Regions from separate parts of the Mus musculus genome. Here region 2 is linked to region 1. The links are chromatin loops, found by intact Hi-C in ENCODE. Cell type or tissue: gastrocnemius. All regions are shown on one strand. Links, peaks and the distances in the headings refer to the core of each region. The heading gives the core; the rest is flanking DNA.

Region 1 (7,398 bases), core at 1,014-6,013:
CCATGTAATATGCCTGTTATCTGGCTTTTTAGGCACCGAGACTGTAATCTCTACAAGAGACACCCAAGCAGCATTTGGGGCCATTCCTTGTAATTACTTCCTAAGAGCCTCTAAAATTTTAGAAGCAAAGGTTGTATTCCATGAGAATCTCAACTCCAAAGCCTTGTGGGGCAGACTATCACATACCCTGGGTCTGTGTGGTTTGTTGATATATATTAAGTTCTTGATGCACACAGTGAGAAACTTTCATTCAGAGTGCCTGTAGTCTGTCCCCGTTGCAGATCATAATTTCCTAGAATGAGTTCGCTGGAAGTGGGGATGGGCAGGGAGGCATGGACTGACCTGCAGAAGGGGTAGAAATAAGCTTGACACACCACCGTTCCTGGAACCCATCATTCTACAGGGAAGACATTCTCCCCTGGTGGCCTTATGTTCAACTAGCTGAGTTTAACATCAGGACCCAGGGGCCTTTTGATTTACCCAGTGAGCTGTAATAAGCTGCAAGGCCTCAGGTACCATCGTGTATAGAACAAAACATTTGAACAAATTAGAAGCCTGCAGCGCTGGAAGCCTGGCCTTCATGGGACTAGAAAAGGCACACAAAGTACTGGGACTGGGAAGAAGTCTCTCTCTAAACATGTGATTACACAGCTCCTTTCAGCCGAGGTGCTTTGGGTTCCTCCATGATTCTAGAATTCTAGAATCCTCAGTCTCGAACCTAAATCAGAAGTCCAGGGGTCAGGGAAGGAGACCAGGTGGGTGGCCGAACCCAGAGAACAATCCAGTGGAGGAACACAGGTTCTCTTCAGCTATGTCCTGGATCGTGTCACTCCTTTGCTCCCGCCTCCCCTGATGCCCCATTTCTCCTGTAGTGACATCCCAAGTCTCTGAAAACACTCACAATCCACAGACTTGCTTCTATGTTGCCTCTTTGGGCTTCATGCCCACTCCTTTCCCAGGCCCCTCTACCCCAGCACGATCAGACACTGCTATAGTGACACAGCTTCCTTCTCTCTAGAATGCATTTTGAGGCTTTCTTCTGGGCAGGCACTTCTATGGTTATATGATTGGTAAGCCCCTGCTCTCCACAAAAAGCTGGAATCTCACCTCCGCTGTAGCTCTACATCAGCCTGTGCATTGGTCCCTGGCCACCCCAAACCAGGGCTTTCTGCTGCCGGGACTTTAGCCCTCTTAGCACAGTAGATCTTTGCCCTGCTTAGGATATAGAATAACATTGGTCTCCCTGCTAGGAGGCAGGTCCTTCAGAGGCCTGTAGACCTCTGAAGTGTGCCTGCTCAGCCAAAGCTCCCTGAATAGAAGAGAAAGCAATGAAAGAGAATGTAAGAATTACCATTTTTGAAGTATTTTAAGCTTCATAGAGCAGTAGCAAAGACAATACAGGTTTCAAATAAATTCCTTGCAAATGCTCAATTGTATCACCATATTTCCCCGGAGATTAGCCATATCAACATTAACGTTACTAGTTTCAACTCCAATGGCATCTGCAGAACCCCTTGGGTTGCAAATGCCCTCTCCTCCCCAGCCCTCTCTTCCCCACTCTCTGCTCTCTCCTCTTTTCTTTTCTCAACTCTCCTCTCCACACATCAACTCACTCATACCACCTATAGTGCAAGGCTAGGGAGGAGAAAAGAGAGTATATCCACGAACAGATTAAAGAGGCTCTTCAAGGCTTCATGGTTTGAAAGAGAAGGATCAAATCGTAAGTGAGCCGGGGTTTCCTAACTCATGGCTTGTCCCTGTTTCTTTGGGCAATGCTGCCATTTTTCCAATCAGGTTCCATTGCCTCTGCTCTGGCTGCATGGGCTAGCATGGTTTTTTCCTTTCCTTTCCTTTCCTTTCCTTTCCTTTCCTTTCCTTTCCTTTCCTTTCCTTTCCTTCCCTTGCCTTCCCTTCCCTTCCCTTCCCTTCCCTTCCTTCCTTCCTTCCCTTCCCTTCCCTTCCCTTCCCTTCCCTTCCCTTCCCTTCCCTTCCCTTTCTTTCTTTTTTTGTATTTCTGACAAGGTGAAGATGGCAGCTGCCTCTTCAGCTTGTATGCTGGGCTGGCCCTGAGCAGCTGTAACTCACACTACCAAGTGCTGAGACACCAACATTCCTGCCCCTACACGGCATATCCTCCCCTCACTCAATCATTCTGCACCCGAAGTGCCAGAGGGAGGAGGTGCTGCCAGCCGTGGCTTACCACAGGGTCCTCAGGCGCCCTGCAGCCTGGTGACTGGGATGCCATCTGGCACCCGCCACAGCTGCAGGGCCTCCAGCCTGGCCTAGAAATCCAGAGTGGGCTCTTGGCATTGGCGCAAGAAAGCCCTCTAGCCTCTGGTCAGTATGTCCATCCTTTCCTAGATGGAACAAGCCACTGATTGTCTCCAGGCCTCAGCCTCCTCAGCTGTCAGGACAGGAGAAGAAGTGAATTTGGGAGTACTTGATCTTTCATTTTTCTCAGCCCTGGATCCCCTTATATTCAGGAAGGAGTCTTAGGTCCTGTTCCCAAGTAGAAACAGTACTCAGTATGGAGAAATGGAGACTCATGAGCAGTGAAAAAGTAGCGTCAGAGGGAGAGATCTGATATGGATGCTATGGTGAGGATCAGATGACTTCAGCATAGGTCAAGCATGCAGTCAGTGGTCAAATATTTGCAACAGCAGTAGTGAGAATGACATCTATCCCGAGTCTCATCTGCTCCCGTCATCCATCCGAAGCCAGGCCCTTGCTTTCCGCTGCCATGTGTTCTCTGTGCCAAGGGTGCACACACGCCTCTGTCCCAGCTTCCTAAAACATAGCTGTGCTATGCATTCCTTTCCTGTTCAGAATCCTTCACTGATGCCCAAGCACCCCAGGAGTTAGGTGTCAATGCTTCACACTGTGCATCAAGAGTCACAACACATGGGTCCCCCCTCCTAACCTTCCCAGCCTTCTTGGTTCCCCACACCTGCCCAGTGCTTTGGTAAACCTGCCTTTCGTGACCAACAACAGGTGCTAGTTGTTGATGTCTGGCAAAGAGCAATAAGATCGTATGTTAGATGTGGCTCTGGAGTCAGAAAAAAATTAATGTTGGATGGCTGTGTGGCCCTCAGCAATCTCTGAGCCTTGGTGTCCCCACTTCTAAAGAAGGATTTGTAAATGGTACCTCAGGACTGTGAGGACAGAAGCCAGATGGAGAGCGTCTGATCTCCAGTGAGTACCACTACTCAGTACCCCTTGTTACTCGGTGCTCCCATACTCTGGCTGGGTCCTGCCTAATACTGACCCCTTCCTGACGGACTGAGATATGCTTCCCTAGTACGCCTTCTGCACACACCCTGCTTTTCCCTTTGTAGAAGTCAGGTCTGGTTCTTCTTCTCAGTCTCGTGCTGTCAGAAAGAAGACTCAGGCTCAACATATATTTACAAATGCCTTGGCCATACAGCTAGGCTCTTCTCTGACTCGATCATAACTTAGATTAAACCCATTTATCCTAATCTACATTCTGCCATGTGACTGGTTACCTGTGCTCAGGTACCACACATCGATCTCCTCACATTTTCCCTGGTGAATTTCCTGTGCCTGGCACTATCCCAAAATCCTTTCTGCTTTTTGGATGTCCCACCTCCAACTTTCTGACTCCGCTATAGGGCATCAGTTATACTATTGACAGGTGTCACATCCATACAGACACAAGATATTTTCTCTACACCCCTCATAGTCTAGTGACTTGATTCTTCTTTTCTTTTTCCTTTTTCTTTTTCTTTTTCCTCTTTTTTCTTTTTTCTTTTCTTTCCTTTCTTTTCCTTCCCTTTCCTTCCCTTTTCTTTCCATCCCTTCCCTTTTCTTTTCTTTCCCTTTTCTGTCAGAGTGAAGCCCCTGAATGTAAGAAGAAATCTTTCACCAACCAGCCAGCACTTCAAAGGTGTCAACCAGAGTACGTTGGACAATGAGCTAAAACAATGAAATTAGAGTGAAAGTATGGATCAGGGAGATCTATAGACGCACACTGAAATCCTAAGGGTAGGCTACCTCTTCCATGGTCAGTACAGGATGGCTGAGTGCCAGCTCTAAGTCATGCATGTCACCCTGTAGGAGTGGATAAAGCCATTAGCGAGCCTGGGTGGGGATAGCTTTCTTTGCTCGGGTTGTGTTGCAGTACAGGAGGGTTGAACCCAATGAGCAAGTAGGGGTGAGGGAGGAGAGGCAATGAGAAAGTGTGATTTTTATTTGTTTACCTCTCACCTGTCGGGGCACCTTGGGCCATGGATGAAATGAATTAGGCTTTAAAAAAACCAAACCAAACCAAAAAAATGAACCAGTCACTCTTCAACATGGTCCGCAGAGCAGCAGCAATGGAATTCCATACCAGAGCAACAGAAATATAGAAGTGGATTGACAGTCGGAATCAGCAACTTCAGAGGGGGCCCAAGCAATCACCTATTCTATCTGGTCCTCATGTTCTGAGGCACGGTCAAGTTTGAGAACCACAGGGCTATCTATACACAGGGACTTTTAAAGTCCTTTCCTTTTGTTTGTAGTTGCAATGGTCTATATTTCTTCTATTGATGTCTTAGTCCTTTTGCTGATGAAGGAGCAGATACTCACCCTCACTCATTCCATTTATATGTTCTACCCAGCAAAGTCCTTGTCCTCTAAGACCTCAAGAACATCCACAGTTTAGGACCCTGGGGTGTCCCTGGACATGTGCTCTAGTGGTGGATCCTTTGAGAAGACATCCTATGTTGGCATTCTGATCCAGGGCCTAGCAGGCCCAAGGCAGGGTTTATGTCAGAGGCCTCAGGGAGGGTGAGGCTGAGGTCCAAAGAGGCCTGGTGAGGAGGGAGGCTGAGGTTCAGGGGTGTGACAGTGTAATCCCCTTACCCAGTGTCCCATCCTGGGGATGTGAAGAAAAGCTGTCCTGTGTTCTAAGAGGCTGGTTGCAGCCTCAATTCATTTTCACATTGGCTGCCTTTGGGGCCAATATGCCTCCACCCTGAATTTTCTATCCCTTTCAATGGGGCTCAGCAAATCATATGAAAAAGTCAAGAGGCTGTTTAAGAAGCACTCATCTGGACCCACAGACACACACACACACACACACTCTCTCTCTCTCTCTCTCTCTCTCTCTCTCTGCCCCTCCTCCAATGCCATGATGATTCACTTCACATCTCTTCTCCTGTCATTTTATGGAGTCATGATGATGGTGAGGATGAGCTTTAGGGGATAGAGTGGGTGTGGGGAACTCCGTGGTTAGAGGACCTCGCAGTGGGGACACCCTGTTGCAGAAGCAGAACTCAAATGGTTTGGGTAATTATCTGTATGATAGATGAAATCCAAAGAGCACAGAACCAAAGAAAGACAAACACCCATTCCCTGATGCCCACCCCACCCCACCCCCAGCAGCCAGGCACCCACTCTTTTACCCCAAAGCAGAGATCATACCAAGAGCAGAAAGAGGCAGGGTGGAGAAGCAGAAGGGCAGTTCTGGGCCCTGGAGCTTGTGACAGTGGCTACCTTCCTAACCATCCCAGCAGATGTCCCTCTAGCAGACAGGCAGAAGGAAGTCTCTGTGGTCTGGGGCCCCACCCTGGATAGTTCTGTAATGGTGCCATTCTCAGAAGAGGAAGTGCAATGCCATGGGTAGGCACCGAGGTCTTTCTCCCAAGGGACACTCTACTTCTTGGTCCAGGTGATATTGAATGATATCCGTGGCTATTCCATCTCTTTGTGTCTTGCTCTCTGAAAGTAGAGAATGTTAGCCATGCCAGCACAAGCCCCTTGCCTAGGCACGTGAGAAAGCACAGTGGATAGGGCTGTTTATATTGGCACTTCTCCTTTATCTAACGTTGCCAGCTATAGGAGTTTCACGTGCAGTATCTCATCGGTGCCCTCTGTCAAGCCTGGCCATACATTCTTAGCCTTGTAAGGAAAACAAGATGGAGAGAGGTTGGTTTCCAGTGTCACACAGCAAGTCTAGAGTGGCTTAGGGGTTTTGAGTAGAGACTTGTCATTTCAGCACAACATTCTGCTCTCTCACCCATGAAAATTCAAGGCCTTTTCAAGAAAATGCTATCCCCTGGTTGTGCCATCATTGCCTCATGCCTCTGACTCTCCAGATGCTTGCAATTCTCACAAACAATATTCTGTTTCCCTCGTTTCTGGAATCCAGCCTCTCGACACGCGGGCAGATTTGGCTGTGACCTCTACTCTATTTTCTTCAGAGTCCAGACAGAATTCCTTAAGAGTCCACAAGGACTTATTGCATTTACTAGTTCTCAATGAGGTCAAAGGGAAACATTGGTCCTGTGGGTTCTCCGGAGCATGACTCTGACCTCTATAGCAGCTTGGGCCTTGAGATGGTGAGACTTCATAAGAGAAGGCAGACTCCTAAGACATTCCGGGTTGGGGGCTCTTCCCAGTGGGTGCCATTGTTCCCCATGGTTGGGAATCACAGTGTGGGCTCAGGCCCCCTCTGCTCTGGAGCTGGGCACCTTCCCCACTTGCTCTCTTGGTGGCCAGTCCCACACCTGTTTCTTAATTCTCTTCTCACCACACTTCTGAAATAAAGATGGTTAACAGCTGTCTATAAAATGCTTTCTGACCAGGCATCAGGCATTGTACCAGAGCCAAGTACTGTGGAACAAATGAGCTCTGCCCAGACTCACCTCCCAAGGCATTCAAGTGTGGGAGAAACCCAAAATGCCGTGGCTGGAGAGGGTATTTTAGCAGTTGACACACCAAACAATCTACTCAGCCTCATTCACCCTGAGGCCTCGGACACAAGCCCCGCCTCAGGCCTGCTGGGCCACTGGACCAGGATGCTAACATAGGATGTCTTCTCAAGTTGGGATGGCCTATATGACTCTACATCTAATGACATCTCCTAATAGCATCTGACTCCTCTTCCAGAAGGCAACCCAGTTCTTCCCAGTACACCACTGTCAGGAAGTTCTGTCCTGCAACAACTGGGGAATTGTCCATTTTCCATCTTCTCCACCCTTCACTACTTTGTCCTCTGAAAGAATCCCCAAGGTAGTCTGCCTTTCCTCTCCATTTCTGGCAGTAGACAGAAGGCAGAGCCTTCATGTCCTCTCTTTCTAGGGAGACTGAGGTTGCCCTCTGCAGTGAGCATAAAAAAGAGGCACAAGACACTGAGTTTCACCTTCATCTCATCCATCTCTATTGATTTTATTGATTTGATAATGAGCTTTCTCCATGTCCTCACATATGTGTGTCCTGGAGGTGCCTGCCAGCTTACTGCTGGAATACTGTGTTCTGGGCTCCATGGAAAAATCACAAAGTCAATAACAAATGGAAAGGGAAGAAGGGAGGGAGGGAGGGAGGGAGGGAGGGAGGGAGAGAGGGAGGAAGGAAAGAAGGAAGGGAGGAAGGAAGGAAGGAAGGAAGGAAGGAAGG
Region 2 (7,398 bases), core at 1,294-6,293, 110 kb after region 1:
TGAAGAAGTTACTAGAGATCTTTAAGGATTTGGGTTCTCTGACTCTAGATCATCAGTTCTGTGTGCCCCAGACTGGTGATTGCTCCCACTTGAAGGCAGGTGACACTGGAAAGTACTGGGAAAGAAAAGGGAAGATGATATTTGGCCTCCACCAATCTTCCCTCCACCCATTCCCAGGGCTCCTACAGCTTTCCTCTCACCCACCTGGCTATTTCATTATCTCTTGGGTTTGTTCTATAGCTTTATAGTTTAAAATTCTTTAACATTTCTCATTGAAAGTGATATTCAACACTTCACTGGGGGATAGATGGGACAGATTTTTAAAGTAGAGAAGAGGCGATTATATGTATTTATATTTATATCTGGATGTATATCAACAAAGGTTACACAGAAAGCAGTATAATAGGGGGTGGCATCAGGTAAAGGCACTTGCCACCATGAAAGGACTGACTCCTACAAGCTGTCCACTGTCCTGTACAAGCGCAGGAAGGCACATGTACGTATACACACACACACACACACACACACACACACACACACACACACACACACAAGCACATTCATCAGTTAATTTAAAACTTTTAAAGACAGCAGTATAGTCCAACTGACTCCATGCTCAGAGCCCCTGTGATCTTTTTTTTATTATCCATCTTGCATGTCTAATTAAATAAAAAGCTTTCTATAATACTATTGTTCTCAGATGACTTGTCCATTCACAGACGCTCGGCAACTCCTAAACACCCAACAGTTAAAACTGCAGCCATTCATTTGGAGTCTCCTTGCATTCATTTACAATGGTGGCTTTGAAATGTCCTCCTGACATTATTTGTACTGCTTCAGCCTTTAGGGGTTGTTTGAACCCCCACAACATGCATTTAAGCCTCTGGAGTATTGCCCTGGGTTTACACCTCAACACATTACAAAATGCTTTCTCCTGGAAAAAAAAAACAAAAACAAAAACATTTCTGGATTCACCCTGGCTCATAGTGATTCTTCCTCCTGACATTCCAATGCTTGAATCTGCCACAACACTCACTCTCTGGACCTTCAGTGCAAAGGAACATCAGGAAGGCATGCAAACTGCCTCCGCAGGCTGGTCTGGTTTGCTTTCATCAACTGGACACCAAGTAGAGTCACCCAGAAAGAGGGACTCTCACTTGAGATTTCCTTCCATCAGACTGACCTGTGGGTATATACCCGTGAGACATGTTCTTGATTAATGATGACTATGAGATGACTTGGTACACTGTGGGAGGTGCCATACCGGGATACATGGTCCTGAGTTGTGTAAGAAAGCAGGTTTAAACCACACTAAATCCTAGTGCTGAGAAGGGGAAGTAGATGCAGAGCCCCGCCCCTAAGAAGTTATTTGGGATTGATTGTCAGCTTCTGGGAAAGAGAAAGTCCATTTTCTCCAATGGAGTGTCACTGGATCTACCAACCACAGCCCAGGGCAGGTCCCATGCCCAGGAATAGTGTACTAACACTAAACAAACTCCTTGTTTGTGGGTTGGTTTTTTCATATCTTTTAGTGGCTTTGTTTTGATCATTGGGAAATTTGTTTCTTTGTTGTTGTTGTTGGTGGTGGTGGTGGCTTTTTTCTTTAAAGAGAGAAAGAAAGAACATAAAGTTAGGTAAATAGGGTGAGCCTTCAGGAAGAGCAAGGGTTGAGAGGGAGGAGTTTGGGGCTTAGGAACAGCCAGCTTCTTGCTCTGGGGTCCATCTCTGCCTCTGAGATAGTCCGAAGAACATGTGCCACCCACATTAGTTCTATGTGTTTACTCATCCTTTGAAGTGACTAATTAAATTCCACATGCTTAAGACATATAGCATGATGTTTTGATATCAGTACACATTATGGAATGACTAAATCAAACTAATTAATGTATGAATCACCTTATCATTTTTATAATGCTGAAAAGAAATTCTTTGGAATTTTTTTAAGAGGACAATATATTATTATCCTATATTATCTCTGCTCACCATGTGCAATAATATTCTCCATTTTCTCTGTGTAACTGAAATTCTGCATTCTTTTTACCAGTCTCCTCAGTCCATTCCATAACCTCTAGAATGACCATTCTCCTTGCTACTATGGTTCAGTTTTTTTGAGCCTGTAAATGCCATATTGTTTCTTTGGGGTTCAGGGCTCGCATCATGGACAGGCTGCAGAGGGCCATGTAGCCCTAACACTTTTATACCCTCCCTTCATTTACCACCCCCACCAACTCTAAATCAGCCAAGATATTTTAAACCTTGTTTTGATCTTCTTTGCATATCAGTTACACTATTTCTGAGGGTGTTTATTTTTATTTTTTTTTCCGGTGGTGAGCACATTGCTTTGAGCCCTTTTTGTAGCACGTTTCCACTTCCTCTCACTTTCCCGCATGCCTCTGTGACCTCTAGGCATGTGGCTCAGAGCAGGCTAGATGATTTTCATAGGGCTGGGAGCTTTGCTGTAGCCTGGGGACATAGGTTCTTCCGCCTCTGGTGTCCCATCGCTCCTGACATCTGCAGAGATGAGATGAAATTTCAGTTGTTTCCTTTGCCCTATCTCCCGAGGAATCAGCTCTCATCCCCAGTCAGAGAGAGGGGAAAGGCAGTGAACTGCACAGAACAGAGGCCAGGGATAGCTCTGATAGTAATTTGGAGAAAAATCCTCATCCTGTTTAGGTTGAACTTAAAATTCCCAAAGCTCCTGTTTCTTTGTTTCCAGCATACTTACGAGCATAAGAACTTGGCTGGATCAGCCGGGCGTGGTGGCGCACGCCTTTAATCCCAGCACTCGGGAGGCAGAGGCAGGCAGATTTCTGAGTTCAAGGCCAGCCTGGTCTACAAAGTGAGTTCCAGGACTGCAAGGGCTATACAGGGAAACCCTGTCACGAAAAACCAAACAACCAAACAAACAAACATTTACTGACTTACTGGATCAATAGCAAAGTAACGATGAACTAAGGGACTAGAACCAATGCATTAGAGATATTGGAGGATTGAGCAAGCATTAAGAGGTGTTTGTTAAGGGTTTTTTGGTTTGTTTGTTTTTTAACTGAGTTATCCCTTTCTGAGAGTGTCCTGTGTTCTTTGACTCATAGGACATACGTATTAAGCCCTGTGAGTGAGTTGCACTGTGACTGAGCCACGCACTCCCACATTCTTCATACAAAAGCATACTCAATTAGTCAGCTAGTAATATTATTTGTCCAGTACTCACACTTGTTCTCACTGGTTACAAACCTACCTACTGATGTGAACTGTGTTGGGCATTTATTTTGAAAGCCCTAGCTTTAATGGTCACAATTCCTTAACTATCCAGAAAAACAAAGGCATCCTGGCCTGTTAGAAACTAAGTTTCAGAGTGGAAAAACAGGTAAGAGGGGCCTGCTGAAGCCAGATGGTGAGATTCAGATAGAAACCTCCATTTGCCTCCTGTGCAGTTTGGGACAAGTTGAAGTCTTTGAAATGGAAACAAAGCTGTTCGTTAGACCTGCATATCACTGCAAGAGATAACTCTCCTCGTCAGCGCTAAGTGCTCCACACAGCTAGCTCGGCTATCACCGTGTTAGACAGGAAATTAAAGGTCATTTTGTCCTGTCCTCTCACTTGAAAGAAGAGGAAACTTTGACTATGGTTGTGCCACCCAGATGGTTCATAGCTGCGCTGACTAGAACTTTGACTTTGATTTTGGGGCAATGTCTCTGTCTGTAGCCCAGGTTTGCCACAAATTTGCAGCAAGTCTCCTGCCTCACTGTCTCTAGCATCTTTTTCTTTTTCTTTTCTTTTTCTTTTTTTTTTTTTTTTTTTTTTTTGGGGGTGGGGGAGGTTTCAAGACAGGGTTTCTCTGTATAGCCCTGGCTGTCCTGGAACTCACTTTGTGGACCAGGCTGGCCTTGAACCCAGAAATCCGCCTGCCTCTGCCTCCCAAGTGCTGGGATTAAAGGCATGCACCACCACCGCCAGGCTTTTTTTTTTTTTTTTTTAACCATTTTCTTAATAAAAAGCAATGGGTTCCTGAATTTTCAGGATGGTCTTCCCTTCCCAGAACATATTTAGGAGATGTGGATGCTCCTATTTGCTTTAAGTTAGTACAGTATTTGCCTGTAGTGGCTTGAAAAAGATGACGGCTCCATCTGTCTTGTGTTTTAAGTGCAGATTCAGGGCCCTGATTCTTTGGTTTGAGAAGACGTGAGGATGAGTAAAGTTCTGGGAAAGTACACCAGCATCAAGCCTTCCTTTTGCTGTTGAACAGGCCGGTGTACTTTCCCAGAACTGAAGAAAGAGACCAGGGTGGGGAGGTTGGAGACAGAGACCGACCACTCCCCCCAAACAACAAACAATCCCATTGCTTTTAACACCAATTCCTCATGTAGATGTTGCCACAAGAAGCTTTAGCTGTCAACCGGACATTAACCTGAGTCACCTCTGGGAAGAGGGAGCCTCAGTTGAGGAATTTCCCACGTTGGAGTGGACTGTGGGCACTTTCTTGATTGCTAATGGTGAAGGAGGCCCTGTGGGCTACATCAAGCCTAGGCAGGTGGGACTGGGCTGTGTAAGGAGGTAGCTGAATGTGAGCCTGAAAGCAAGCCAGTGTCTTCCACTTCTTGCTTTCAGGTCACTGCCCTGAGCTCCTGCTGAAATCAACTCCTTTCCTCCTCACGTTGCTTTTGGTCCTGATATTTATCACAGCAAGAGAAAGCAAACCAAACACAAATGTGAGTCATCCGACTCTAACTTCTTTCTTTTTCCCTCTAGCCACAAAGAAGTCAGGCAACGCATAGAAAACACGATAACGGACAAAGAAGACCGTATAAAAATGAATACCAACCCAATATCATAAAAATAGACTACAATATCTCTAGTTCCACGCTCTCTGTGTGATAGCCACTGTATTTAGCTACATTATTAAATAAGATTTAAGATTTAAAGTTTGGGCTCACTGGACATACTTTAAGGCTTACTAGCCACATGCAGCTAATGACTTCTTACTGGACAATCATTGCAAATAAAAATACTGCCACAATTATAGGACTTTCTATTGGGCAGTGTTGTCTATACAGATAACACATTTGCAAGAACTTAACAAAATATTGACTCTGGGTGTCATGTTATCCGACCCCAAAAGAGATAAATTAGAATCAGTGCTGCATTAGCAATTCATCAAAGAAAATGAACCTTTTTGGGTACTTAGACCTAAAAAGAATCCCACGTGGTATTTCATGCAAATACTCATGTACTGACAGAGCAATTAATGCCAAGAGCCTTAGAGACAAAGTAATGACGAATTTTAAACTTAATTTTTGTCAAAGTTGACGGTATTAGTTACTAAAACTTAACTCATTGGAACTAAGACTTCAGTGATACATTTAGAATTTACAGGAAGATCTTAGTGGCTTGGCTGAAGTGAATTTACATGGATAATGAGGCCTGAGGGGCAAGATGAAACAGGAATGTTGATCTGGAAGGCAAGCCTCCAAACACAAGGAAGACATACACAGAGGTTCAGATATTGAAAAAGCATTAGGAAGTGTGATAGGGAGAAAGCTCAGTGAATATTAAATATGATGTAGAGAGTGAGAGATGAAGACAAGCAGGGTGTCAGAGCCAGATCAGAAAGGGCTGCATGGTTCACCGTGAGCAGTTCAGCAGGAATAGAACTATCTTACAGCTTCAGAAAAGTCATTCTGGGAGCTGAGAACACAAATCATCCCATAGCGTAATACAAATTCCATCACTGTAATCTTAGGACGCTGAGGCACAAGTATTCTGAGTTCTCAGCCAGGATTATGGATAAAACTCCAGGCCATAGAGTGAAACCCTGTCTCAAAATGTAAGAAGGGGGTGGTTAAGATGAGTGGAGAAAAACCAGTCACTTCTCTATGAAAATCTTGCTTATGGGGTAGTCAAAAATAGGGAGGAAAAATACGAAGATGGATGGAAATAAGCTAGTGACCAGTATGCTGGTTTAACTGGATGCCTGCACGTAGAAGACTATAAATAGATTGATAGCTATCATCCTGCACAAAACTCAAGTCCAAATGGATCAAAGACCTCAACATAAACCTCAATCAGATATGCTGAATCTGATCCATGAGAAAGTGGGCAATAACCTTGAATGCATTGGCACAGGAGGCAACTTTTTGAACAGAACATCAATAGTGCAAGCACTAGATCAACAGTTGATAAATGGGACCTCATGGAACTGAAAAGCTTCTGTAAAGCAACAGATACAATAGGGCAAAACAACAAACTACAGAAAGGAAAAAAAATTTTCACCAACTCCACATCCAACAAAAGGCTAATATCCAAAATATATAAAGAACAAAAGAAACTAAGCATCAACGCACTAAATAATCCAATTTTAAAATGGAGTATTGATCTAAAAAGAATTCTCAACAACAACAAAAAATCTCAAATAGCTGAGAAAATGCTTAGAGAAATGTACAACATCCTTAGCCACTGAGGAAATGCAAATCAAACAACTGAGATTCCATCTTACACCTGTCAAAATGGCTAAGATCAAAACTACAAGTGACAGCTTACGCTGGCGAGGATTTGGAGAGAGGGGCACACTCCTCCATTGCTGGTGGGAGTGCAAACGTGCTGCCCACTTTGGAAAATAATATGGCAGTTTCCCAATCAGAACATTGGGAATCAATATACCTCATGATCCAGCCATACCTCTCCTGGGTAAATACCCAAAGCATGTTCCATCCTGCCACAAGGTTACTTGCCCAGCTATGTTCATAGCAGCTTTATTCATAGTAGCCAGAAACTGGAAGCAACCGAGATGTCCCTTAACTAAAGAATGGATTTTTTTTAGCAAAGTAATACATTTACACAATGGAGTATTATTATTCAGATGTTTAAAAGAAATGGCATCATGAAATTTTCAGGCAAATGGATACAAGTAGAAAAAAACAAAAACAAAAACAAAAACCAACCCGAGTAAAGTTAGCTAGACCCAACAGGACAAACATGTTATGCACTCACTTACACATAGATATTAGCTGTAAAGGATAATCATGGTATAATCCACAGACCTAGAGAGGCTTATCCACACACATGCTATAATCCACAGACAAGAAGGGTTGTAAGGATCTTCCTGGGAAGGGGAAATAGAATAGGTTTCTTGAATGGACTCGGGGCTGCTGGGTTGGGAGTAGGAGGGATTAGGTGCAGGGGATAGAAGGAGAGAAGACTGGGAGAGACGACTGGAATTGAGGGCCATTTCAGGGACCAGGTAAAAATCTAGTGCAATGGAAACTCCGTGGAGTCTACTGTGGTGACAGGATTGAAGGCTCCCAGTAATGGGGGGCCTAGAGCCTGAGCCAGTCATCATCTGTAGCTAGGCAGAGCCTCAAGTGGACCCAGCCACAGACCCTCCAACCTACAGTTTTTCAT

Evidence for each region. A loop is a pair of places that touch in the nucleus more often than their neighbours do. Peaks named below come from ENCODE experiments on the same cell type or tissue, not always from the same donor. Only the 100,000 strongest peaks of a DNase experiment are listed, where the experiment ranks them.
Region 2: it touches region 1 in a loop (2.6-fold over the local background); 2 of 42 quality-filtered maps call a loop at or near these places.

The regions. Positions count from the first base shown.
Region 1 is chr16:24,071,101-24,078,498 of GRCm38, forward strand. It overlaps Gm46545 (predicted gene, 46545), which reads right to left. Exons shown (of 2, transcript NR_155457.1): 2 at 5,375-6,539. Among named protein-coding and RNA genes, the nearest start is that of Gm46545, 7.9 kb to the right of the region's middle. In gastrocnemius, for the core only: no CTCF peak of the experiment used is centred there; DNase peaks (open chromatin) are centred at 2,225 and 4,084; H3K27ac peaks cover 3,929 bases.
Region 2 is chr16:24,183,775-24,191,172 of GRCm38, forward strand. It overlaps Gm31814 (a long non-coding RNA gene), which reads right to left. Exons shown (of 3, transcript XR_003951916.1): 3 at 2,283-2,511. Among named protein-coding and RNA genes, the nearest start is that of Gm32126, 28 kb to the left of the region's middle. In gastrocnemius, for the core only: no CTCF peak of the experiment used is centred there; no DNase peak of the experiment used is centred there; H3K27ac peaks cover 4,586 bases.